Linked DNA regions of Mus musculus: all the other regions are linked to region 1. Evidence: chromatin loops called from intact Hi-C (ENCODE). Cell type or tissue: heart. All regions are shown on one strand. Region 1 holds the start of Tmem123 (transmembrane protein 123). Region 2 has its middle 19 kb from the start of AV064505. Region 3 holds the start of Birc2 (baculoviral IAP repeat-containing 2). Region 4 overlaps Yap1 (yes-associated protein 1). Region 5 holds the start of Birc3 (baculoviral IAP repeat-containing 3).

What was found. Peaks named below come from ENCODE experiments on the same cell type or tissue, not always from the same donor. Only the 100,000 strongest peaks of a DNase experiment are listed, where the experiment ranks them.
Region 2: it touches region 1 in a loop (2.1-fold over the local background); 7 of 42 quality-filtered maps call a loop at or near these places.
Region 3: it touches region 1 in a loop (5-fold over the local background); 19 of 42 quality-filtered maps call a loop at or near these places.
Region 4: it touches region 1 in a loop (2.8-fold over the local background); 5 of 42 quality-filtered maps call a loop at or near these places.
Region 5: a loop joins it to region 1, with 4 times the contacts of the local background. A loop is called at or near these places in 4 of 42 quality-filtered maps.

What each region holds. Positions count from the first base shown.
Region 1 is chr9:7,761,078-7,766,077 of GRCm38, reverse strand. It overlaps Tmem123 (transmembrane protein 123), which reads right to left and starts at 2,001. Exons shown (of 5, transcript NM_133739.2): 1 at 1,766-2,001. The coding sequence starts at 1,856. In heart, a CTCF peak has its summit at 1,992; a DNase peak (open chromatin) is centred at 2,087; H3K4me3 peaks cover 3,192 bases; H3K27ac peaks cover 2,246 bases.
Region 2 is chr9:7,712,213-7,717,212 of GRCm38, reverse strand. No RefSeq gene overlaps it. Among named protein-coding and RNA genes, the nearest start is that of AV064505, 19 kb to the right of the region's middle. In heart, a CTCF peak has its summit at 2,981 (motif pointing left); no DNase peak of the experiment used is centred here.
Region 3 is chr9:7,834,475-7,839,474 of GRCm38, reverse strand. It overlaps Birc2 (baculoviral IAP repeat-containing 2), which reads left to right and starts at 2,418. Exons shown (of 8, transcript NM_007465.3): 1 at 2,418-2,485; 2 at 4,096-5,000. The coding sequence starts at 4,997. In heart, no CTCF peak of the experiment used is centred here; DNase peaks (open chromatin) are centred at 2,364 and 2,884; H3K4me3 peaks cover 2,597 bases; H3K27ac peaks cover 2,286 bases.
Region 4 is chr9:7,996,617-8,001,616 of GRCm38, reverse strand. It overlaps Yap1 (yes-associated protein 1), which reads left to right. Exons shown (of 9, transcript NM_001171147.1): 2 at 1-160. Among named protein-coding and RNA genes, the nearest start is that of Yap1, 5.5 kb to the left of the region's middle. In heart, a CTCF peak has its summit at 2,161 (motif pointing right); a DNase peak (open chromatin) is centred at 36; H3K4me3 peaks cover 158 bases.
Region 5 is chr9:7,871,332-7,876,331 of GRCm38, reverse strand. It overlaps Birc3 (baculoviral IAP repeat-containing 3), which reads left to right and starts at 3,162. Exons shown (of 9, transcript NM_007464.3): 1 at 3,162-3,509. In heart, a CTCF peak has its summit at 2,337 (motif pointing right); a DNase peak (open chromatin) is centred at 3,311; H3K4me3 peaks cover 1,066 bases; H3K27ac peaks cover 1,257 bases.

The sequences.
Region 1 (5,000 bases):
GAAGTCTAGGATTTCTCAGCTATGAAAAGGAGATGGCTGGTAAGGTTTCTAAGGGTGATTTACAAACCTCAATTTAGCATAGTGGTGGTGGTGCGGAACAATGGCAGAAAATGAACCTGGAATATTAGCTATGTTTCAGAACACTGTTAAAAATCACCATGTATTGTAATGCCAATTGGACTAATTACATGCTGTACATAAAGACTACAAATATTAGTTATTTGGTTTTTTTGGCTTGCTGTTAAAATCTTTAGATATTGTCTCCTTTAAGTAGCCCTGGCTGGCCTTAAAAAGTGCCTCAGATTAGCCAGAGGCCTGGTCCTGACACTCCCTTAACAACACCTTCTTTTAGCACAGTTTGAAGGTATCTCTATAGAACTGAATTGGTTCTATTAGTTCATGAAATCATGGCATCAGAGCATTTCAGGTTTTCCAAATAGCACTAACCTCTCTAGTGAGACACTCACAATCAGAGCATAGTGAGAAAGTCCAACAGCAACAACAACAAAAATGTTTTGAGGGCAAAAGATAGAAAAGGGCACTCCACTTCAATCAGTAATTCGTGAGAGGAAAAAAATCTGTACACACAAGGCAAGCAGCTGGGTAGGATAAAGGCCTCCTCCCATAAGCAGTCTAATATTTGCTCTAAGACAGAGTCTCAACATTCTTTCCTTAACTGATCTCAGAAGTAGTCCTGCAATTCCAGTTTGTCACTGGTACAAGTCAAAAGAGCAAACATAAAACATAACCAATCGAAGTGAAGAAGCCCTGTAATCCCCGAAGTAGAGTTAGGCATATCAGAAGTTCAAGGTTATCTTCAGCCACATAGGGAGTTCAAAGCCAGTTAGGGCTTCATGGATACAAGAGATCCTGACTCTACAAAACACAGTGAAATTCAGCACAACAGAAATAGGGTTGTTTAATTCACCCAGATTATTCCAGCCAAAGCAGGTGTTGGGCCTAAATCATCTGCTTAAGTAAACTCACTGGTTATCCCTTCATAGATGAGACTGAAAAACACAACAGATGACTGAGCTGAAAATCACAAAGACTTTGGTCATTTAAAGTTTCTTATCCTAGTTTACTATTTCCCTAGCGACTGGACTCTAGTAGATGACAAGGGACAATAGAATTTTCACAAACTCAGAGTTCTTCTCAAAGTGTTCAAAACGTCAAGGTTTCGAAGAGAAACAAAATCCCCAACACAGAAGGCTGTCAACATCATCTTGTTATGACCTTAATGATGACGTCGTAGGCTCTGGACCACAGGGACCTCAAGGCTGCTGCGTATGCAGCAGTAGTGACTACAGTCCGAGCACAAGCCTCATCTGCGCAGGGGAACAAGGCGCGTACACCCAAGGTTCCCACTCAGCCGAACTGGCCCTGGAATCCAACTTGAATTCTGGGAGTACCTTCAGCAGGAAGCTGTGTGGGTAGACAATCAGACCTGTTTTTGCGGCAGTTAGCGAACAAATTTCAATCTACAGGTCTTGCTACCAGCCACAGAACTACAGTGAAGAGGACCAACTTGAGTCTTCGGCTGAAGGGCCATCCCAGGGAAACTCAGCAAGTTCTGCACACCACGCCGGCTTGCCGTCCCCAAGCAGGGGAGAGACGGAGTCTCGCTCCGCAGGTGGCCCGCGGGCGAAGAGGGAAATGAGGTTGGGGTGGGAGTCTACCGTGGACGCGTGGAACTTTCCACGCGGACGCCGAACATGGAGAGGCAGGCCGCCGCAGTGCGCTTCCTCTGCGCCTGCCAACTTACCCTGAGCGTCGGTCGGGTCCTGCGCCGCCCCTAGCAGCGCCAGCACCTGCAGCACGCCCAGCAGCAGCGCGGCCCGCGCGCACAGCGCCATTGTTCCCAGGGCCCCTGAGCGCCCGCAGCAACCGCCCGGCGCCCAGAGCTGCTCTCCGCGCACGCGACCGCTCCGCGTCCCCTTCCGCCCTTACCGCTCCCCTGCAGACGCCGCCGCCAGTCCCCCCAGTGACCAAATAGGGATAGGCCAGGCGGCCTGGGGCGGGGCCAGGGCGTGGTCGGCAAAGTCAGGAGGGGCGTGGCCCACAGGAGGCAGGGCGGGGAAGAGCTGCAGGGCCAAGAGAGGGAGTGGCTCTGAGAAAAGAGGAGAGCCGGGAGAGGGCGTGGCTTACAGAGGCGGGGCAAGGGGGACAGGCCTCAGACGGGAGGGGCGTGGCTCTCTGAACAGTACTGAGGAGCGGATAAGAGGCGGGGCTCTCGGAGGCGGATGAGGTCGTGGTTTTGGGAGTGGCGTGGTCCGGACTAAGTGCTACGACAGCTGTGGCTCTATCTCTGACTTTCAAGGGGTAGTCGTCTACCAGGACTTCCTGAAGACAGGCTTTATTTAGAAGTTTTCGGGTGGGATTGGCATGGTTGCGGCGCGGAGTAAGAGAGGGAGTCACAGACTGGATGATTGCAGCCTCTCAGAGGAGTGAAGGAAAGTCAGACTCAAAAAAGTTTCAAAGTAACCGTCATGATCTTGGTACTCCACTTGTGCCTCCTTTTTTCTACAACTGGAAAAACATGTAGAGTGGGCGGTGCAGTTTGCAGACCAGTTGGAAACTTAGCACCTATAACCTAGATCCCTGTCTTCTAGAGTTCGCTGTCCCGACTCAAAAACAGCCTGTTGTAGTCTAGTTTTTTGGCAAAATCCCTCGTAAGCCCTAGGGCCAATGCTGCATTTTGATTCCACTCAGAATTCTAAAATTATGTGTCTAGTACACATCACTCAACTAACGTGGAAGATGGACACAGCTTCCACAGGGTATTGCAGCTCTCTAACACCTGATCCAGGGCATTTCAAAGATAAGCCTAAAACTTTGTTATGAAAAATACTTTTCGACTTCCACAAAGCTTCTTTGTTATAGATGTGTGATGATCATGGATTAATTAGGCCCGTTTTCTCTACATTTACAAGACATATGAAACTGCAACCAGCCAACCTGAAAATACCAGCATCTACCACGGGCTTTAAAAAACAGCTGTGTGTTTAGGATTTGATGGTTCTATTTCTGAAGAATCTAGCCAAGTGCTTCCAGGCATGGACTAGGAAGGATCATTCTGTATTCAGAATGAATGCTTGCCCTGACTCCAGTTTTTGGAACCCAGTGCTCAGTGTGGTGATTTAAAGAGGCGGGGTATTGGAGAAGCGACTGAGCTAGAAGAACAGGGATCTCAACAGTGAAATAAGTGCCTCATGAAAGTGGCCTGAGACCAGGGGCCTTCAACAGACACCAGGTCAGTTGCTGGCATTACCTTTGACTTCCCAAGAAGAAATGTTTCAAGAATACTGATGTAATCTAACCTTACATGTTTACACAGTTCCCTAGCTGGTGTAGTAGCGAAAAACTGTAATTCCAGTACTTAGGAGACAGAGGCAGGAGGATTGCTGAAAATTCAAGGCTAATCTGAGCTATATAGCGAGTTCCAAGATGAGCTCATCCATAGTAAGACCCTGTCTCAACCAAACCGGTCAGGAATGGAGGCACAGTCCCTTAACTCTATCACTTGGGCGGCTGAAGGAGGATTGGAATTCGTGGTCATCTTTAGCTTTATAGCAAGTTTGAGGACAGCCTGAACTATATCAGACCCTAACTCAATAAACCAACCAGTCGATAAAACAAGCAAACATGTCCAAAATGAACAAAATAAAGCATGAAACTTCTCCTTGCTGGAATTTCTATGACTATTCGCAGTGTACAATTGTAGCCTCCCCCAGCCTGAAGCTGGCTGGTACAAACCTTGTCGCCACTGAGGTGGGGCCACCTGCGGTGCATCTTTCCGACTTGGCTTCTTTTGAAGTGACAACTGCCCTGCTCTTCTGCTACCTGCTGAGAGGCTGAACCTGTCTTCCTGAGAGATTCCTGAATAAGCAACAGCCTGGCGACAAAGTGCTGACTGAACGGCTCCAGGCACCAAGAGTGAACTGGCAGGGCCTTCCCCCTTATATGCACAGTCTCTTAGTAAACTCGCGGGCCTTGAACAGAAACGTGTCTTGGTCTCCATTAATTTCTCTCACAGTATAAGTCTCTTTCAGCCCCAGCCTGCCTCCCAGGTGTGCCCGGTTCATGTAGGCCCCGGGCCGGCTTACAACAGATTGGCGTCCGAACCAGGGACATGGGAGTGGCGGGGAAACACTGAGGGAATCGCTGTCTTGTGTGGAGCTCCACGAGAAGGAAAGAATCAGAAGATCATATCAGGCACGGTGAGCAACAGGTATTTATGCTAGCGCTGGTTTTAAACTTCATTTTTTAAAGTGTTGCTGGAGGTGCGACAGGTTACGGGCTAAGTTTGGAACAGTGCTGACCTGGTGCTGGGTCCACTTATGGTTCGGCAGCGAAGGACTAGAAACTACAAAACAGGCGGTTGTCCACAGCTTTCAAAAGCTGCTTCAGGCGAGAGGAATAGGGTTTAAAATAATAAAACAGGCGGTTGTCTGCAGTCGAGAACTGCATCAAGCTAGAGGAATAGGGTTTAAGATAATAAAATAAAATAAAGGAAAATTAATTTTGAAATTCTTCCAGAGACAGAGAGAAAATCGGGGGACGCCCTGCTTTTTTCTCTCCGGCCCCTGCGGCAGAAGTTCTCTGCCCTCTTTGTGTTATCTAATGTCTGGTGCACCAAATCTGTTTACGTGTCAATTCATGTGTGTTTTGTTTCGTTGTCTGAATGACAATGTTCTGTGTTTCATGTTGGAAAATAAAAATGATTAAGACTTTATCTGCTCGTTCAGCAAAGCCCAAGAGTGGCTCACACTTTAGCCAAGAATCAAGCAGAGCAGGGGAGCCACTGCTGGAAAAACTGCTTTTAAAGAAAGGGAGTCTGCAGCTTCTTAGTTTTAAGGCAAAAAAGCTGATAGTTGGTTTTTTCCTAGAAAATTCTCTGCAATCGTGATTATTGTGTTTAGCAAATGACAAATGCTTTTTTATAACTATAGCTATAAACAATAAAATTCTTTGATTGGTCTAAATTTATAAGACTCGTG
Region 2 (5,000 bases), 49 kb after region 1:
ATTCTCTGAAAGATAAGATAATGGATAAAACCTGCTCTTTGAGTTTTCACTTTGTTGTAGCTAAATGTGTCCTAAAAATATCAACGGTAAATTCTGGAAAGAAAGAATGTCTAAGTTCAATGACTTATTACAACATTTTGTTACAATCTTTCTAATTTAGGAATTACTGCACTTTAAAAAATAATTTTAATAATGCATCTCTCTCTCTCTCTCTCTCTCTCTCTCTCTCTCTCTCTGTGTGTGTGTGTGTGTGTGTGTGTGTAAATCTGTGGATTCCATAAGAGTCAGATCTCCTTGGAGTGGAGTTTTAGGCAATTGTAAGCCTCTGATGTGGGTGTTCAGAATCCAACTTGCCTCTTTGCAAAAGCTATATGTGCTCTTAACTGTCAAGCTATCTATCTCTTTAACCCTAACTTCTTCATTTTTAAAAAATGGTTCTGAGGATCAAATATAGGACTTCAAACACTCTGGAAGCCAGTTTGTCTATGCAGTCATACCCTCAGTCTGTTACTATCTTACTGAGGCTAGCTTTCAGACTTAATGGTACTGTGGCTGTGTGTGAGTGTGAGTGTGAGTGTGTGTGTGTGTGTGAGTGTGTGAGTGAGTGTGTGTGTGTGTGAGTGTGTGTGTGTGAGTGTGTGTGAGTGTTTGTGAGTGTGTGTGTGTGTGAGAGTGTGTGTGTGTGTGTGAGTGTGTGTGTGTGAGTGTGTGTGTGTGAGAGAGTGTGTGTGTGTGTGAGTGTGTGTGTGTGTGAGAGTGTGTGTGTGTGTGTGTGTGTGTGTGAGTGTGTGTGTGTGTGAGAGAGTGTGTGTGTGAGTGTGTGTGTGTGTGAAAACATGGTTATATTAAGGTTTAATGTTACCTGCAGCTTTAGCTGTCCCCAAAGGGTAAGGGGGGAAGACAAATGTGATCTCTTTTAAAACACGATTTATTCGGTGTGTATATATGTTAGTGTGGACATGCATGCAGAAATCAGAGGATGCCTTTCCATACTTGACTAACATTCCTCCTGTCTACCCTTCATGTCTTGCCATGGAAGGGCTGGGTTACAGACATGCTCCTCTACATTAGGCTTCTCATGAGAATTCTCAGGCTGACACTCAGGCACGCACTTTTTACACATGTTCCTCATTCATATGTGATCTTAACACAGACATAAAATTCTTTTTGGGACTCTGGATCTAGTAGGCTGTAAATGGGGATTCCCTATTGGGCAGTGTTGCCCACACAAGAATCCCACAACAATAGTTCATATTCTAAACCTGCGTTTCTGACCTTCTCTCTGATTCTGTGAACATTTACTAAGAAATGGTATATTTTCTAAGAAATTTCACTTCTTCCTTAGGTTAAAAGATGTTACTGTGTTTTGCTATCAAGAAATTTGAACTGAGAGAATTGGGTATGTTGGTGAAATTTTTGTCTAGCATGTTGCATCTCCAGTACCTTGTCAACCATGTATGGTGATAACAGAACCCAGGAAGTTGAGAAAGAGGGATTCAAGGTCCTTGTTTCACAATGAGTTTGAGGCCAGCCTGGGCTATACAAGACACTGCTTCAATACACATCAGACATTCCACACTCCAAACTTGTCTCTTGCCACCATCAATGCCTGGGATGGTGAGTCTTTTTTCATCACCAGGCCTAAACTGAATAATTCTTGTGCAGATGACTTGGCAAAGGACACTCCAGATTTATAAGACTACTGTAAACCAGGTGTGCTGGTTCACATCTTTAATTCCAACAGGCAGAGGTAGGCAGATCTCTGTGAGTTTAAGGCTAACTTGACCTACAGAGTCAGTTCCAGGTCAGCCAAGGATATACAGTGAGACCCTCTATGAACAAACAAAAACAATCAAACAAGACTCGCATTCTCTGTGGGAGAATCAACCTTAGGACTTGCACTTCTAGCTGCACTGTTTCTTTAACACATAACTCACTGGCCTTTATTATTACCCCCCACCGACTCCCTTTTATACTGGGAATCAAACCCATGACCTCATATTATAGGCAAATACTTTACCATCAAGTTACAGTCACAGCTGTTCCTAAAATTCTTTTCCTGTGGGAGATGTAAACAATATCCCACCCCCCCCCCCCCCTTCCTGAGGACCAATAGGCTGGCGTGTGAGTCCACTAAAGTTCATTTGGGGAACCCTACAGACCCATGAGAGCGGTGCAGGTAGGAGCTCTGGTGGCCTACACAGCTCTGGTGGACTGTCTCTCTCCAGCATGGAGGATGACACCCCATGTTGAGGCAGAGGGAGTCCTCTACCCAGAGCTTCCTTTCCTGTATACTATTCCTCCTCCACACTGGGGCCATGTGCACACAACTAGTAGGGAGGGGTGAACAGGTAAGGGTCCCATGGCACTTTCCATCTCCTCCTTCTACAAGGGCACTGTCAGCAGTCAGCACAGCTGTGATGGTTGCCCTGTAAGAGGCTCACCTGGACTCCTGAAGATACTGGCAGTTTCTCTGGGAGAATAGTCCTACACAACAGCAGTCAATAATTCCTTGTTTTTTCCTCACCGATGAAAGCTTCAGAAGGCAGCAGCAGACCACAGCTGACCCTTAGGAGGAAGTGGGCCAGAGGGCCTGTCTCCTTTGTCCTTATGCTCACTAGGAAATAGAAGAGTTGCTCTTTCACAGGCTTCAAATGATCAGCAAATATGTGGTCGGGGGTCACTTCTCATGACACCTTCTGCATTTGTAGAAAAATAAAAAAATGTGCCAACAACAAAATTGCTCTACCTCCCTTCACAAGGGCTGTAGTTTGGGGACTGACTCATTAGAACGTCTCATCAGTACCAAATCCCTGTCCTTTTTGGTCATTGAGAGTTGGGCTACTATGACAAATGAGGGTAGAAACTAGGAGGCACCAGGTGGGGTCTGTCTGGCATGTTTGTTGTAGTTAGTATGCTTTTGGTTAGAATTGGTTTAAATGGCAGGTGTTTTCATAAGTGGAAGGGTGACCCCGTGTGGCTATTTAGAGTATCACTCTGAATTTTTTGGCTCTTCTGGCTTCAAACTAATTGGTTGACCACCTTTATGTATGTATGTATGTATGTATGCATGTATGTATGTATGCATGTATGTATGCATGCATGCATGCATGTATGTATGTATGTATGTATGTATGTATTTATTTATATTCTGAATGTGTCTTTTGCTTCTTTTACATCAGAGTATGGCAGGAATGGTGCTGTATGAAGGCAAAGGCACATCTGAAGAGATATTCAGATTAAGTCCTGGATGCTGGGAGAGATGGTCCAGGGGTTAGAGCACCTTTGTTCAATTCCTAGCACTTACATGCTGGCTCATAACCATCTCTAACTTCAGTTTCATGTGATCTGATGCTCTCTATCTCCATGGATACCAGATACACACATAGTGCATATAAGTACATTCAGGGAAAACATTCAAACATATTAAGAAGAAAAACAAAAGGCCTGCATGCCAGAGACACTATGGTTGGGTTGATAGTCCCAGCTGCACCCAGCTTTGTAGTCTCAATTCTTGCACAACAGATACATAAGTGAGGTTTGCAAATCTTCCAAACCCATCTACGTCACTCTACAGCTGGGTCACACAGGAGCCCCTAAGTCTCAGAATCTTGGGAACTAATACATGGTTGTTCTTGGGTGGGACTCATGCTTGAGGGTCATTTTCATACAAGAATAGAAAACTGGACAATCCTGGTGTCAGCTGGTCTTCTAAAGAGGACACCAAGATAGGATTACACATGCAATGGATCTTGGGGGAGGGCTAGCTGGATGGCACAGGGATAAAGATGCTTGCCACCAAGACTGGTGGCCTGAGTTTGATTCCCCAGGATTCTCTCTACTTACTGTTTCCCCCTCTTCAGAGGTGTTTTCCCCCAAATCTCTTCAAAATTTGCATTACTTTTTATTTGTGTGTGTGTGTCTTGGTGCCACGTTCTTACACCCACCAACCACATTTTATGATTAATTGGTCATCAAATTTTGAAAAGGGAAGGATCACTTGTTCTACTTTATAAAATGAAGAAATTATCACAAAGGATAGGCACTGGCGATGTAGCTCAGTGGTAACGTGCTTGCCTAGCATGCTTCGGGTCCTTGGGTCAACCTGGCACTGGGGGAAAAAGAGTAAGCAAAGCTTGAGTGTGCAAATCTGAAACTTTAGCACGGAGGCAGGAAGATTATGAGTTTTGGGCCAGCATGGATTACCTAATGAATTTGAGATCAGTCTAGAATACATAGTAAGACCTTATCTCAAAAAGTAACATAAGGCGTGGTGAGAAGGCTCAGCAGTTAGGAGCGCTGACTGCTCTGCCAGAGGTTCTGAGTTCAAATCCCACAACCACGCGGTGGCTCACAGCATCTGTAATGGGATCTGATGCTCTCTTCTGGTGTGTGCCTGAAGACAGCTGCAGTGTACTCATATAAATAAACAAATCTTTTAAAAAAGTAACATAATACAATAAAGTAAAACAAAAAAAGGGGTGGCCCAAATTGAAGGAAAAATTGAGGAATTCTAGGGTTTCCTTAGACGGTAGGATGTGAGCAGTATTTAAACAGAAGTTTCCGCATAATTGTTTTTTTTTCTGTTAATATATGTTACTTATGCATTAATAACAGCACCAGCAGGGCAGCTGTGCTTAGTGTCACGCTGGGCACAGAAGGAGCAATGGACTCTCTGTGCCTCACTCAGTCACTTGATCTGGTCCTTGTCACATATCTGTGGGCTCTACTTTTCTGAAAGGCAATAGTGGTACATGAAGCTAATGAGGAGGCACAAATGGCAGTGACAAACCTGAAGGGGCCATGTCGGGTCACCTAGGAGACACTGCTCTGGAAACATTTGTGAAGCCATTTCTAGAGAAGTTTAACTAAGTGGAGAAGACCCACCCTCAAAGTGGCAGCATCTTCCAATGGGTAGCTCAGATGCAAAGAGTTCCAAGGAAAGAGCTTATGTGCTGATCCACCTTCTCCGCCACTTCCTGAGTGAGTGTGTCCACCCC
Region 3 (5,000 bases), 73 kb before region 1:
AGTTATAGTATAATATTATGCTGAACCTATGCTGTGTATCACCAATACTACTAAATTTGTGTCTCTGTGTGCTAATTCTGAGCGGACTCTGAGATTTAGCAAACAGAGAAAGGCATATGAACAAGAATGTGCAGACTTACGCTTTTTATTCATTTATATATGTTATTGGATGTGCGTTTTGCTTGAATGGGATTGGGCACCGCATTAACTTTCATGCAGTGCCCATGGAGGTCAGAAGAGGGTGTCAAATCCTTTGGAACTCTAGTTACAGATGTGAACTAGGATGTGGATTTTAGGAACTGAACAAGGGTCTTGTGTAAGAGCAGCCAGTGCTCTAATTACTATCTCTCCAGCCCCTGGTTTTATTATACAATTTATGTTGTAGAAGTCTTTTCAATCATATTTTTCTTCAAAAGTGTCTTTAACTGTATACTTTTTTTAAAAAAATTATTTATTTTATGTATATGAGTACACCATTACTCTCTCCAGACACCCCAGAGGAGTGCATCAGACCCCATTGCAGATGGTTGTGAGCCCCATGTGGTTGCTGGGAATTGAACTCAGAACCTCTGCAAGAGCAGTCAGTGCTCTTAACCACTGAGCCATCTCTCCACTCTGAACTGTATACTTTTTTGTATATAAAATGAAAGATGTCATGATAACCACATCAGTATATGTATATATGTGTATTATATAATAATAAAATATATTTTTCAAAATTACCAAACTCTACATGGGCAATAGGGAAAGTCTTAGTTGAATTAATGGTCAACAAAATAAACAACTGGACTCCAAGATTATATATTATAAAAGAAGTAATAAGTTCTAAAACGTCTGAGTTTTGGGCATTGAAAATTTCCTAAATACTGAAGTAGGTCAGGACAAGAACTGAGAGAGACATATTCTTGAATTCAATGTGCACAGGCCCTGCTAGATTCCCACACATATTAGGAATGTTTTGTGTAACTTTCCAAGAAGTAGTGACTTGAACAAGGCATTGGCACATGTGTACCATTGGAAGTTTAGTCACTGGGAACCTTGGCACGTCTTTTCTGTGTATCAGAAACTGTCATGAATACTTTCTTTTTATTATCAGCATTTAGACCAGAAGACTGCCTGTTCTGTGACTGACCGACTTGCAGCAGAAATGACGGGAAAGAAAATGGGAAACGGTTCAGGGTCCCGGAATTCCCCTGGCAGCCTAATTTAGCGGTCTGTTTTACTTCTAAGTTTTTAAAATATTTGCCCATTTAACATGGAATTCCCCCGGAGAGAAGATCTGATTCATTCGTTAAGACCTTCAAGTCTAAAGTAAATTAAACTGTAGAAACCTCACTGGTAGTAGCCTACATTTCTAATCAGCACACTGGAGGCTGAGGTAGGATGCTAAATCCTCGGCTAGTCTGGGCCCTACAATAAAATCCTTTCTTAAACAAACAAATAAAAAAACTGCAAAACTAACCATAACAAATCATCCAAGCCAAACAGGGCCGCGGGGGTGGGGGTGGGGACATCAGAAAGTCCTACCCTGAATGCTAATGATTTTGCAGCACTTTCGGTACGGGAAAGGCAGCAGAGGGTGGGGGGTGGGGAGACAGACTGCTAGTGAACAATGAAGTCAGGGTTATTTTTCCAGTTTTAAACGTATTCTTCTACAATCTCATCACAGATATATAGTGCGCTTTAATCATACTCTCTCCCATTATACTGTTAACCCTTCAATGCCTTCCTCCAAACTAGTCCGCAGCCTTTTCCTTACTTTTTAAATTTATGGCCTGATGCGCTTAATTTGGGTCGCCTGCAAGAGCACTTTTTAAAAAAAATAATAATTTAAAAATGCATAACTACCTCCTCGCCCCAACTGGGTTTGAATTTCTAGGATTCGAGGTGAGCGCCACCATGCCGGCCTGCCAGAGGAGCCCACTTGTCAAAAATGTTAAAGCCCATCTTACAAAAAAACCAAATTATATTTAATGTACACGCACACGCGTGCATTCCGCTTTACTCAGGCGTTTCGAGGCCAGCTCACGAGCCTGAGCCGCCTTACCTATGACGCCACGTTTGCCTTAGTGCCTGTCTAGGACCCTTGCAGGGTGAGGCCGGAAAATACAGGGAGCTAGGAGGCGCGGCTCAGGGCTGCCGCCATTAAAGGTGCACTGCAGGTTAAAACACATGGCATCAAAGTCCGGAACGCCCAGCGGAGGCAGTGGGGCAAGGACGGACGCTCGGGAAAGCCTAGCCTTATTCGTCCGAGTCCCAGCGGCCCGAACGTTTAGCTTCCAAAGCCCGAGCACGCAGGCGCGAGCGCAGGCGCAGGCGCGCGCGACTGGCCCACAGCCCCACCCCGTCCTCCACGCGTTCCAACTTGCGGTGCGCGTCTGCTGACGTCACCTCAACGGCCCGCTGGCCGCAGGGGCTTTTGGGAAGGCTGCGGATCAACAATCAGGCGCCTCTGCTTCCAGGGCGCCGGGGGCCTGACTCGGTGGTGAGTGCGGCTGCCTTCGTCAGGACGGGCGAGCGTGGCTCTCGACGGCTGGGCGGGCTAGCTGACTCCTCCTTCGGCCCGGAAGGCAGTTCTCAGGGCCGCCCGACCCCCGCTCCCTGCCTAAGTCCTTGGGCTTGGACTTGTATAACAGTTTTGCTTTCTTTTCCTTTCGGTTTATTTTTTCAGTCAACCCAGGCTAGTCTCGAATTTGCGGCAATCCTCCTGCCTCCAATCGTTCTAGGTGCTGGGATTACTGGTGTGCAGCACCTCGGCTGTCTCTTCAGATTTTCTGCAGGTTTTTAAGCTTTAAGCCCGCGGCATTTAATGCCTTTAAACTAAGTTGTGCGGCAGGGGGATGACGGTTGTCACATCAGTTACTACTTGTCCCCAGTAGTCGTGTGAGAGGTTTGGTTTAACTGGGAAAGGTGTTCTCCATTCTTGTCTCTCCAAGCTACGTGTCGCCCCCCTGCAGTGGGCGTAGAGCCGTGTCGGTTGGGTGCTTGCTGGCGTTGTAACAGCTAGTGTAGTTAGGCCACACGGGTAGTGGTAGCTTTGTTCAGGCCACTGCTTTACCGGCACTTGTACTTTTTTGGTTTTGAGATGTTACCTGTGGTGGTTAGGGAATGGTTGTCCTTCACGGATTCCGTTTATGAGCTCTTCCCGGTGCCTTTATCTTGGCTAATTTAGCCCTGGCTAGTTCAAATGTTCTGTCCGGCAGGAGCGTTTCATTCCGCATCTGTCTTCCAAGTGTTGAGATTAAAATTGCAAGTATACCTCGGGAATCCTCAGGAAATATTTATATTTTAATATAATAGAAAATATCGTATATATTATTTATTTTATATTGTATTATAACTTAACATATGTTTATGTGTATAAATATATTTTATATGTACTTATATCTGTATTATATATTTCAATTAAATGTTTTAATAGAATATAAAAGTATATATAATTTTTTTCTTGTGATTAAACTTAGGGTTCTTTACCTGCAAGGCAAGTGCTCTAACATGGAGCTATATCAGTAGCCTTACAGACTACCTTTCCACTATTTATGGTGCCTTTTGTCTCCAGTGAAGTGCATATCAAAATATCTTTAAATCAGAAAACGAAAAGAGCCTGGTGGTAGTGTGGTCCTAGCACTTGGAAGGCTGAAGCAAGAGAATTCCAAAAAGTTTTAAAACCAGCTTGGGTTATATTGACTTTCTAGCCAGCCTAGTCTACAGAATAAGACCCTGTCCCTTAAAAAAAAAAAAAGTTCATGAAGTATAGTACATTTTTTTCTAATAGTAAATAAATAATATATAAAAGGAACAAACTTGAAAATCGGGGGCCAGTTTTTGACAAATGGAAATGTCCATTGTTTTCAAAGTTTTAATTTTTAAACTATACTGAGCTATGCATTTTAAAGACAAGCATAACTAGTACTTTGAGAATGCTTTTGCAGTGGTGTGTTTTGATTTAGACCCTTTCTAAGTAGACTGGTTGGGTGAGGAACTGCTGTAGTCAAGATTTGTTATCTAGAGTGTGTCATTTTTAGACATTACTGAATAAATTGATGATGACAATTCTGTGTAATTAGTTTTCTAAAATATTTTTTTTTCTTTCAGATTGATAGTCCTCAAGAGTCTTCATGTTCTCTTATGTTTTTCTAGAAATCAGCCCACTCATGGACATCTGAACATTTCTATAAGACGCTGCGGTTTGCTTTGCAGTGTGTTCTTGTGTATGATTAGTTATATAAAATACGAAGTTTTCAAAAAGAAGGCTAGTGCAACAGAAAAGCTTTGCTAAAACAGATTCTTAGTTATTTGAGGTAACAAAAGAAAGCCATGTCTTGAATTGATTCGTTCTTAATTATAACAGACTTATAGTGGAAAGGGCCTTAAACACAGGCGGACTTTATAAAATGCAGTCTTAGGTTTATGTGCAAAATACTGTCTGTTGACCAGATGTATTCACATGATATATACAGAGTCAAGGTGGTGATATAGAAGATTTAACAGTGAGGGAGTTAACAGTCTGTGCTTTAAGCGCAGTTCCTTTACAGTGAATACTGTAGTCTTAATAGACCTGAGCTGACTGCTGCAGTTGATGTAACCCACTTTAGAGAATACTGTATGACATCTTCTCTAAGGAAAACCAGCTGCAGACTTCACTCAGTTCCTTTCATTTCATAGGAAAAGGAGTAGTTCAGATGTCATGTTTAAGTCCTTATAAGGGAAAAGAGCCTGAATATATGCCCTAGTACCTAGGCTTCATAACTAGTAATAAGAAGTTAGTTATGGGTAAATAGATCTCAGGTTACCCAGAAGAGTTCATGTGACCCCCAAAGAGTCCTAACTAGTGTCTTGGCAAGTGAGACAGATTTGTCCTGTGAGGGTGTCAATTCACCAGTCCAAGCAGAAGACAATGAATCTATCCAGTCAGGTGTCTGTGGTGGAGATCTAGTGTCAAGTGGTGAGAAACTTCATCTGGAAGTTTAAGCGGTCAGAAATACTATTACTACTCATGG
Region 4 (5,000 bases), 240 kb before region 1:
CTCCTGGGACACTCACAGCCAGTGGCGTTGTCTCTGGCCCTGCCGCTGCCCCTGCAGCTCAGCATCTCCGGCAGTCCTCCTTTGAGATCCCTGATGATGTACCACTGCCAGCAGGCTGGGAGATGGCCAAGACATCTTCTGGTCAAAGATACTTCTTAAAGTAAGTGAAGACAGCGCTGGGAAGAGGCAGTGTGGGAGTGGCTTTATTCATTTATTGTCTTTTTCAAAACAGTATTCAATTATTTATTACTTTGCTGTTGCTAAACATGGAACTCAGCCTTATAAATGGTAAACCAGCATACTTTATCATTGAGCTGCACCCCAGCTCACTCGCTCTGTGTGTGTCTCTCTCTATACACACACACACACACATACACACACACACATATGCACACTCTGTCTCTCTCACTCTCTCTCTTTAGGGTTGGTCATATCTTGAAAGCCTGATTTATTCTTAGTTCAGAGCCTTTTTGCAGACTTTTGTGGCAAAATGAGATAATTTCATTTTGAATTTGTACCAGATTTGCTAATTAGCCTGGCACAAAACAAAACAAAACAAACCACCAAACCTGGCATAGACATGTGTTCTATTATCTCTTTTGTGTGCCCCCCATGTTTGTGTCCATCTGTTTCTGTGTGTGTGTGTGTGTGTGTGTGTGTGTGGTGGTGGTGGTGGGGGGGGGGCTTTAAACCAGGACCTTGTGCATTCTTTCAGCATAAATGATTGGTAGAGAAGGGAATATAGGGACTTAGGGAAGAGATGACGTTACAGTCCTTAAATTGTGAAACAACAAATACTTTAGCAATATTTTTGATGTCATTTAACAGATTTTCCCCTCAAAATGTGAAGAAAACATTAGTTGTCAGGTTTGGCCTCCAATCATGAGGTGACACACTTTGCCTTCAAAAGCAGTGTCTGCTCTGGGAAAATGTAAGCAAAACTTCCTCGTTACTAAGGCCCACTCCCACTCCACAACAAAATGCAAAATTACATTCATCTGAAAAGGACAAAATTAAATTTTATCCCCTCTACTTTTGACATTGGAAGTAAAACTAATTTTCTAGAGCTTATTTAAATTAAGAGTGTACAAAGTATCCCTGACTGGTTGTTACAGACTGAAGATTATTGTATTGTTATTAGAATTGGTTAACTGGGTTGAGATAATGCAGTGACGAACAGCGCTCATTTGATTCAGATTTGTCTGACTATCCATGGGAAATGTAGCGGTTATTGGATCGGACCCCAGTGACAACCTTGTTTCGTGTGTGACACCCCTCCCTCCAGCCTCTCCCACCCCTGACTGGATCTCTATTTTCAGTTGATTATCTTGAGTGAGTTGCTGATACTTTGTGTTTAATTTTGGTTTTCCAGGCAGGGTTTCTCTGGAACTTGCTCTGTAGACCAGGTTAGTCTCAAACTCAGATTGTCCTGCCTCTGCCTCCCAAGTGCTGAGCTTAAAGGCTTGTACAAGATGCCCCACTTTGCTTATTACTACTTTATAATGTAAGGATACAGACTCAGGATAGATATCAGGGGGACTGGAAGAGATTTGATCTTGATTTTGGAAAGGGACCCCACCTCCACCCTTGTTTGTTTGTTTGTTTGTTTGTTTGTTTTGTTGTTGTTGCTATTTTGCACCCTGTAACTTTGTCTTTTTTAAAAACCTTTCCTGATGTGCTGGTACCCATGTCAAAGGATCAGGTTTCAAGGAGAACAATAAAGGGCCAGAGACTGGGAAGTACACACGAGCCTGGTAAACTCATCCACAGGGACCCACAGGAGCCAGACCGGTCCTGCTTTAAACAGCCTCCGAAGTAAATGACTTGGAAGAGAGGCTGGCTGTGAGAGATAGTCCTGAAGGGGAAGGGAGGGGAAACAAACCAGGTTGTTAGGGAGAAAAAGAAAGGCTTGCTGAACTCCTCCCTGCTGGGTCCCATGCTGACCTGGGGAGGTTTTAAACAGCTTAATAGCCTGCAGGCCTTCAGTTGTGGCTGCGGCTGTGAGCGTTTAGCTAAAGAGCGTTTATGCTGGTTTTACTCGTTTGTGTTTTCTTAAAATTGCTTGTTTGTTGACATCTGCATTTTTTTAAAAGATTTATTATTTATTATATGTAAGTACACTGTAGCTGTCTTCCGACACACCAGAAGAGGGCATCAGATCTCATTACAGGTGGTTGTGAGCCACCATGTGGTTGCTGGGATTTGAACTCAGGACCAGCAGTCAGTGCTCTTACCCATTGAGCCATCTCGCCAGCCCTACATTTTCATTATTTGAGTGAGCGGTCATTTTTTTGGAGCTGTAGTAAGCCTCATTGTAGATTCTTGCTTTTAAGAACTTTGGATGATTCTTTCCACAAAAAGTAATTGCTTTGTAGATGGATTTGTGTAGTTACTGCATACTGGCTCCATCTCCCCACTCTGCAACCCTCACTCTTTTTCAAGGCTGCTGGAAAGAAGGTAAAGTAGGTTAAACTCTGACTTCTATAGAAGAAGCAAACACAGCAGGAAGTGAGGAAACACTGTTTCTGAGGTTGCCAGTGGAAGTCTGTGATAAATGAATGGGCCTTTGGTTCTGCAGAGCCTTTTCACACTGTGCTCTGAAGTAGAAGGCTTTGGCCTGAGGGGTGACCTGACAGCAGGTGAACTGAGTCACTGGATCTGATAAAGATCACGTGGAGACCTCTGAGAATTAGATGTCTAGTGTAGTCTTGGTAGTTGCTTTGTCAACAGTATGCGGTTTGGAAAATCGATGTGAAGCAGAACTTTTTCTCTTTCAGCTGCTTTCACTGGTGTTAAGTGTAGTTGCCATAAGGAGCTGTTAGGCACCGAATGGATGCATGTTAACATCTTCCTGACTGAGTAGGAGACAACAGCTTTTGGTGCCAAGTAGCTATCTTCGTTTTTAGAATACTTTACTTTTGTTTGAGGTTCTTATAAAGTCCCATGTGATGGAAGGAAGGGACTGCTGTGATGTGTCCATATTCACACGCATGTGCACCCAGAGATGCATAAGCAGTAGCTGTAATAACATTTCAGAAGGAGACTCCTGCCCAGCTGTGGGATGAAGAGCTGGACTACCTTCTGAACTTGAGCTCATTCCAGCCATGAAAACTAAGTGACCCTTCCCTTTATCTTTTCAGGTACTTATTGGAACTAACTTTTAAGTTACAAAGTATGGCCTTTCTTGAGATTTGTACTTGGCAGGAAGAATTCTAACCCCAAATGGTCCAAGCTGGCAAGATGATGTCATTTGAGAGATCTGGGAGAATTGTTGACTAGGGAACAGCTAATTGTTGCCTTGTGACTATAGATGAATGAGTTTGGAAGTCACTTGGCCCATCCTCCAGTTTCACGGCCATCTGTCTAATTGCTGTGATTGGTGTTAAAACCCACCCTAGGTCAGTGAGATCTAAAGACTTGGACTTTATATTGGAAATGATAGGGGTGGATCTATCATTCAGGCACCTTCATTCTGGACAGGAACCTAGACTCTGGACATGATGCTGTGCCTGAAAAGGCTCAGTCTTTGTAGATATTACATCTTGGCCACTGAACTTAATGACTTACTGTTTGAAACTAATTTCATCTTAAGTTTTGATTTTAAAAGAATCAATTCCCTTTATAGCTCAGCACTTCTGCAGGTTTTCCTGTAGGAAATAGTTCTTCAAGTAGTTGGTCAACAACTTCCTATTTCTTTTATAAGCTGCTGAATAACTTCCTGAATTAGCATTCTATAATATCTTTGGTTACAAGGGGTGCTTCTACTTTTCAGTCTATTTTATTGAATCTGGTACCTTGTAACCATTGCCAGTATAAAGAACATATTGTAAACTGTGTACCACGGAGGCGTCGGAATTTGATGTGCCAGATGTGATCCAGTAATTTAATACATTTGTACATATACAATGTTTTAATAATGTTCTAATAGGTTTTTTTGTTTTGTTTTTTTTGTTGTTGTTGTTTTTTTTGTTTTTTTGGTTTTTTTGTTTTGTTTTGTTTTGGTTTGGTTTTTTTTTTGAGACAGGGTTTTTCTCTATAGCCCTGGCTGTCCTGGAACTTAACTTTGTAGATCAGGCTGGCCTCGAACTCAGAAATCCACCTGCCTCTGCCTCCCGAGTGCTGGGATTAAAGGCGTGTGCCACCATGCCCGGCTCTAATAGTTTTAAAAAGATGTGTGTGTGTGTGTGTGTGTGTGTGTGTGAGAGATTTTCTGAATAGAACCAGTTCTAGTGTTTATAGTCTTTGAGATTCAAAGTTCTTAGGGCTGTGTTTTGTTGAAAGTTGTACAGTATTGTAGAGGATGGGAATATATAGTTCTGCTACAGCAAGCATAAGGCCCGAGATTGCTCAAGCTTTCCAGGCCACCTAGGGCAGAATGTGGTGGGAGGTGCAGATAAAGGCAGTGAGATGGTTTGGCGGATAAAATCCATGTTCAGCAAACTAATGATCTGACTTCAATTTCTAGATCCAAGGTAGGAGGAGAAACATCTCCCCAGAGTTGACTGATCTCCACAGGGCCACATTTTTAGTGTCTCTCACTGTCTCTCATCTCTCACCAATACAGAGTAATGGTCAATTTTGGAAAAAAAAGCTAGGAACCAGCTACCGTAGCGTACCCAGTAGAAACAGGGAAACAGGTGGATGTCTGAGTTTGGGGCCAGGCTGCATGAAGAGACCCTGTCTTAAAAAAAAAAAAATTCACTCTGCTCAAAAAAAAATAGGTAAGATAGAAAGGATAAATTAAATGGATTAAGGTTTTGAATGGCTTTTTTAAAAGTATGTACAAGTTATTAACTAGAGTATCTCATTCCATCATTTCAAAGGGTTATTTTCTCAGATTTTTTGCGAGTTGCTCAGCATTTAGCTTAGCTGCGTACCAACACAAACCATCCCTGCCTAATGAGTAGTGTTTTAGTAGTTGACACTTTTTCTTAATTCGTGCGTGCGTGCGTGCGTGTGTATGTGTGTGTGTGTGTGTGTGTGTTAGGGGATGTTTAAGC
Region 5 (5,000 bases), 110 kb before region 1:
CCACCAAGCCTGACCCTGGCTATGTTTTCCTTACAGGATGCCATGAAGTTCCTCAACCAGGAACTCTCTTCCTGACACTGTCACTTTGGAATCAGGATGGCACAGTTTCTTTTGAATTTTATTTTCGTGTTTGGGAGGTAGAGGATGGCAGATCTCTGTGAGTCCAAGGCCAGCCTGGTCTACGTAGTAAGCTTTAGGATAGTCAGGGCTCAGTGGTTAAGAGCACTGACTACACTTCCAGAGGTTCTGAGTTCAAACACCAGCAACCACATGGTAGCCCACAAAAGTCTGTCTTGGGATCTAATGCTCTCTTTTGCTGTGTCTGAAGACAGTGACAGTGTACTCACACACATGAAATAAATAAATCTTTAAAAATTGTTCTATTGGCAGGGCTGGAGAGATGGCTCAGTGGGTAAGAGCACTGACTGCTCTTCCAAAGGTCCTGAGTTCAGATCCCAGCAACCACATGGTGGCTCACAACCACTCACAATGAGATCTGATGCCCTCCTCTGGTGTGTCTAAAGACAGCTACAGTGTACTTACATAGAATAATAAATAAAATTTAAAAAATTGTTCTATTGGGAAGGTGAGGTTCAACAGGACTTTTTATGGTATTTTGTGGTGTGAAATCCTCAGGAAGAAATCATGACAGCCTTTGAGGGAGAAATATTTTCAATTATTTAATAAAACACCTGGGATGTGTCATGGGGTGTCAAGCCAGGGTCTGGGAGCATTCAGCCTGGCTTTCATACTGACAGCAGAAGATAACTGGCTGAACAGAGTGAATGAAGGTTATATGTCCATCTCTCTACTTTCTTCAAATGTTTCCTTAATAATGTCTGTCTGAAAGCCTATTTAGGTTTGGAAACTGGCTCAGCACTCAAGAGAGCATGCTATTGCAGGGGACCAGAATCCTGTTCCCAGCAGTCACACCCCCCTTCATAACTGCAGTTCTAGGGCATCTGCTGACCTTTCTGGCCTCTGTGAGCATTGCACTCCTGCACACACACACACACACACACACACAACACACAATACACATAACTTGAAAATAAATTAATAATATTTTTAGATGGCTATTTAGTGAGCTACTACTGAAGGTTTAAATGCAGGTCGAGAATGGAGAAAACCCAGAAGATTGGTTAGCTCAATTTATTAATCAAGATATCAAGATGCTCAGCAGCTATTATGTACAGGTACCCTGTTGATGCTAGAATAAAGCATCTAACAAGAGATATACTGTCCCTGCTCATATACATTAGAGTTTATCCAGAAAGTAATGGATCTTTTGTTTTGTTTTGTTTTTTTGTTTGTTTTGTTTTTCGAGACAGGGTTTCTCTGTGCAGTCCTGGCTGTCCTGGAACTCACTCTGTAGACCAGGCTGGCCTCGAACTCAGAGATCCACCTGTCTCTGCCTCCCAAGTGCTGGGGTTACAGGCGTGCACCACCACTGCCTGGCTGAAAGTAATGGATCTTAAGTACTATCTATTTTCAGGCATAGTCTAACTCTGTTCCAGGCTCAGTTGGAGGCTGTCCACTGCTCCAGCTTCTCAAGTTCCACATCACTGGCTTGGCTCTACAACTTGCTTAATAATACTAATGCTAATGCTAATGCTAATGCTACTAATAATAAAGGCCCACAGTAAAATTGTGCAAATGTTGCAAGGGAGTCTGTTGCTCTCACAGGTGTGATTCTGCTCTCAGATAGAGGCTTGAAAGTAGGTGGAAATCTCTATATGATCACAAACGAAGTTCTTCTACTAGAGCTCCTGTTGGAACTGTGGTCCCTCTCAGCTGAGCCCACAATAAGGCATTTTATCTCTAGATTGACCAGGGCAGGTTTCTCACCGCTAGATTATGTCTCCTTAAGTCTGATGCTAATTGGCTGAAGATGGAGGAAAGCAGACAAAGTTTCTCTGTGTAGCCTGGCTGTCCTGGAACTCACTCTGTAGATCAGGCTAGCCTAGAACTCACAAATATCCATCTACCTCTGCCTCCTGAGTGCTGGGATTAAAGGCATGCATCACCACTGCCTGGCAAGAGTCAAGTTTTTACAAGAACATTGATATAGCTAAGCACCTTCCCTTGAAAGAGAAAAAGCTAAAAGAAGGAATTTTGTTTTTCTAGATTTATTCATCCTGTTTATAAAACAAAATTTGACAAGGAAAAACTAAACAAAAATACAAGAAAAAAAAAACCACTAAAACAGATCAGGACAAAAAAAACAAAACAAAACAAAAACCCCAGACTTTTAAAAAAACATATTTTTAAAGATTTATTATTATATGTAAGTGCACTGTAGCTATCTTCAGACACACCAGCAGAGGGAGTCAGATTTTATTACAGAGGGTTGTAAGCCATGTGGTTGCTGGGATTTGAACTCAGGCCTTTGGAAGAGCAGTCAGTGCTCTTAACTGCTGAGCCATCTCTCTAACCCTTTCAAAATATTTTTTAAAACGTATTTATATATTAAATATGTGTACAGGTGTTTTGCCTCACGCCTGTGCGAATACAGGTGCAGTGCCTGAAGAGGCCAGAAGGCCGCAATGGATCTCCTGGAACTGGAGTTACAGATGTCTGTGAGCCATCTTGTGAATGCTGGGAGCAGAACCTTGGTCCTCTACCAGAGCAGCAAGTACTTTTAATTGCTTAGCCACGTCTCCGGCCCACAATCACACCTTTCAAATACAAGAATCAGTGTGGTTCTAGCATTTTTAAAAAACAAAGTCTTACTATGTAGCCCAGGCTGGCCTGGAACTCACAGAGATCCTCCTGCCTCGGCCTTCTGAGTGCTGGGATTAAAGGCATTTGCTGCTACCCGCAGCTGTAGTTCTGATCTTTGAAATAATAAAAATAACCTGAAATTGAGATCCATACGTGTTTTGTTTTGTTTGTTTGTTTGTTTTTAACAAATGTTCCTTTCAGCTCTCTTTCTTGATAAAAACAAAAAGTGAAACCAGAGACTTTTACAGAGTTACTCGGGTTTTTTTCCTCCTAACGTCTTACTTTTTTAACTTAGCAGTTATATTCCGGACAGTTGTGGCTCTTTTTTTACAGTGAAGGACTTGGAGGCTGCAGGAGGGAAGCGCGGTGAGGGTGGGGTGGGGATAGGCCTCTTAAGGCGGAACTCACAGGCTGCACATCTGTTTTCAATGTTTTGTAAGAGCCAAGAGCCTTCAAGTAAAAACTTTCAGTAAATGACACGAAGAGGAGCTGGGTCCAGGAAGTCACGCACAGAAGAGCCACGGAAATCCCCAGCCAGGGTGGCCACCAAGGGTGAGGAGGAAGTGCGTCTGGTTTTCACCCTGGAGTTCCCCGGAGCCCTGGAGGAAAGCACCGCAGGTCTGAGCAGCCCTGAGCCGGGCAGGGTGGGGGCAGTGGCTAAGGCCTAGCTGGGGACGATTTAAAGGTATCGCGCCACCCAGCCACACCCCACAGGCCAGGCGAGGGTGCCACCCCCGGAGATCAGAGGTCATTGCTGGCGTTCAGAGCCTAGGAAGTGGGCTGCGGTGAGTACGCGCGCGCGTGGGGATCCAGCCAGGGTCCCCGTAGTGGCTCGAGGATCACCGGGGTGACTAGATCCGAAGGAGAACCTGCAAAACCCGTTTCTATGCATCGGTGGTCCTGCGGGAGGGCGACCTACAGGTTGGCCACGCTGACCCTGGCTGCCCCCCCTCCCCCCACCCCCTCCCCGCTTGCGGGAGCTCGACTTTCTGAGTCTTTTCCGGTCTCTGACTTTCTGAGTGAGGCGTAGGTGCCGAGAAGTTGCATTTTAATTAGGCTGCTGCGGGAGGCATCTGGGAGACTTGACACAGTGAGAACTCTGGCGTCTAAGGATGAGCTTGTGGAAAGCTCATGGTTGTTTTCTTGGTGGCCAGCTCAGGAAAACACTACAGCTCTTTCTTTTTTTTTGGGGGGGGGGGGGTGTTTCGAGACAGGGTTTCTCTGTGTAGCTCTGGCTGTCCTGGAACTCATTCTGTAGACCAGGCTGGCCTCGAACTTAGAAATCTGCCTACCTCTGCCTTCCAAGTGCTTGGATTAAAGGAGTGATGGGTGTGTCAGAGACCATTTCACACTATAGCTGACTGGGGCTTTGAACTTCGGAAAAATCCTCCTGCCTTAACCCCTTCAGTGCTGGGATTATAGGCCTGAGTCACTGTACTCAATTTCTCAGCAGTGCTCTTAATCTAGCCGGTAAATCTCTGGAGTCGTTTCTGTCTGCCCCAAGCCAGGTTCTGATCATCCGTTGTAAAAAGCAGGTGCCATTACTATCCCCTTTTCGCACCTAGGAAACTGAGGCACGAGTGGCTTTTCTTAGTCTCACTATGGAGCACTGGTTGGGCTGGAACTGGATAAGTAAACAGGCTGGCTTTGAACTCAAGGAAACACTGACGTCTACCCACCTCTGCCTCCAGGGTAATGGGATTAGGGGCGTGTCTGGCCACTTGGTGGTTTTCTTGCCCAACATTACACTGTTGGTGGAAAAGGGACTGACTCTCTTGAAATCCTGTGATGTGAGACTCCAGAGCATGGGAGTAAATTGCCACGAGGTCAAGTTAGCAGTAATAGGGGGAAATTAACAAATGAAAGTGCCATGAACATGCTGGGCACAGCCAGCTGTGCTAAGAAATTCTTCCATGCCAGTGTTTGCTGGGGTTAGTAGTGCAGGTCTGTAATCTTAGCACTTGGGAGGTGGAGGCTGAAGGATCAGGTGTCCAAGGTCAGTCTGGGCTGTGTGTCTCACACAACAGCAGCTAGGCACTGTAGCTGCAGCTACTACAGAGGTTAAAGCTTATTTCCTATTCTGTAGGAGATATGGTCCAAGGTGGAGGGAGGAAGATGGCACAGCTAATTGCTCCAGAGGGTGGGGGCACACAATAGTCTCTGGGTCTACTGGACATGGTAGTGTAAGCAGAGAAGAAACTGGGGTGCCAAGCTCATCTATAAGGAACCACTGGAAAGAAAGAGGGCTCCTACACACTGATGTGGACTAGGGCAGG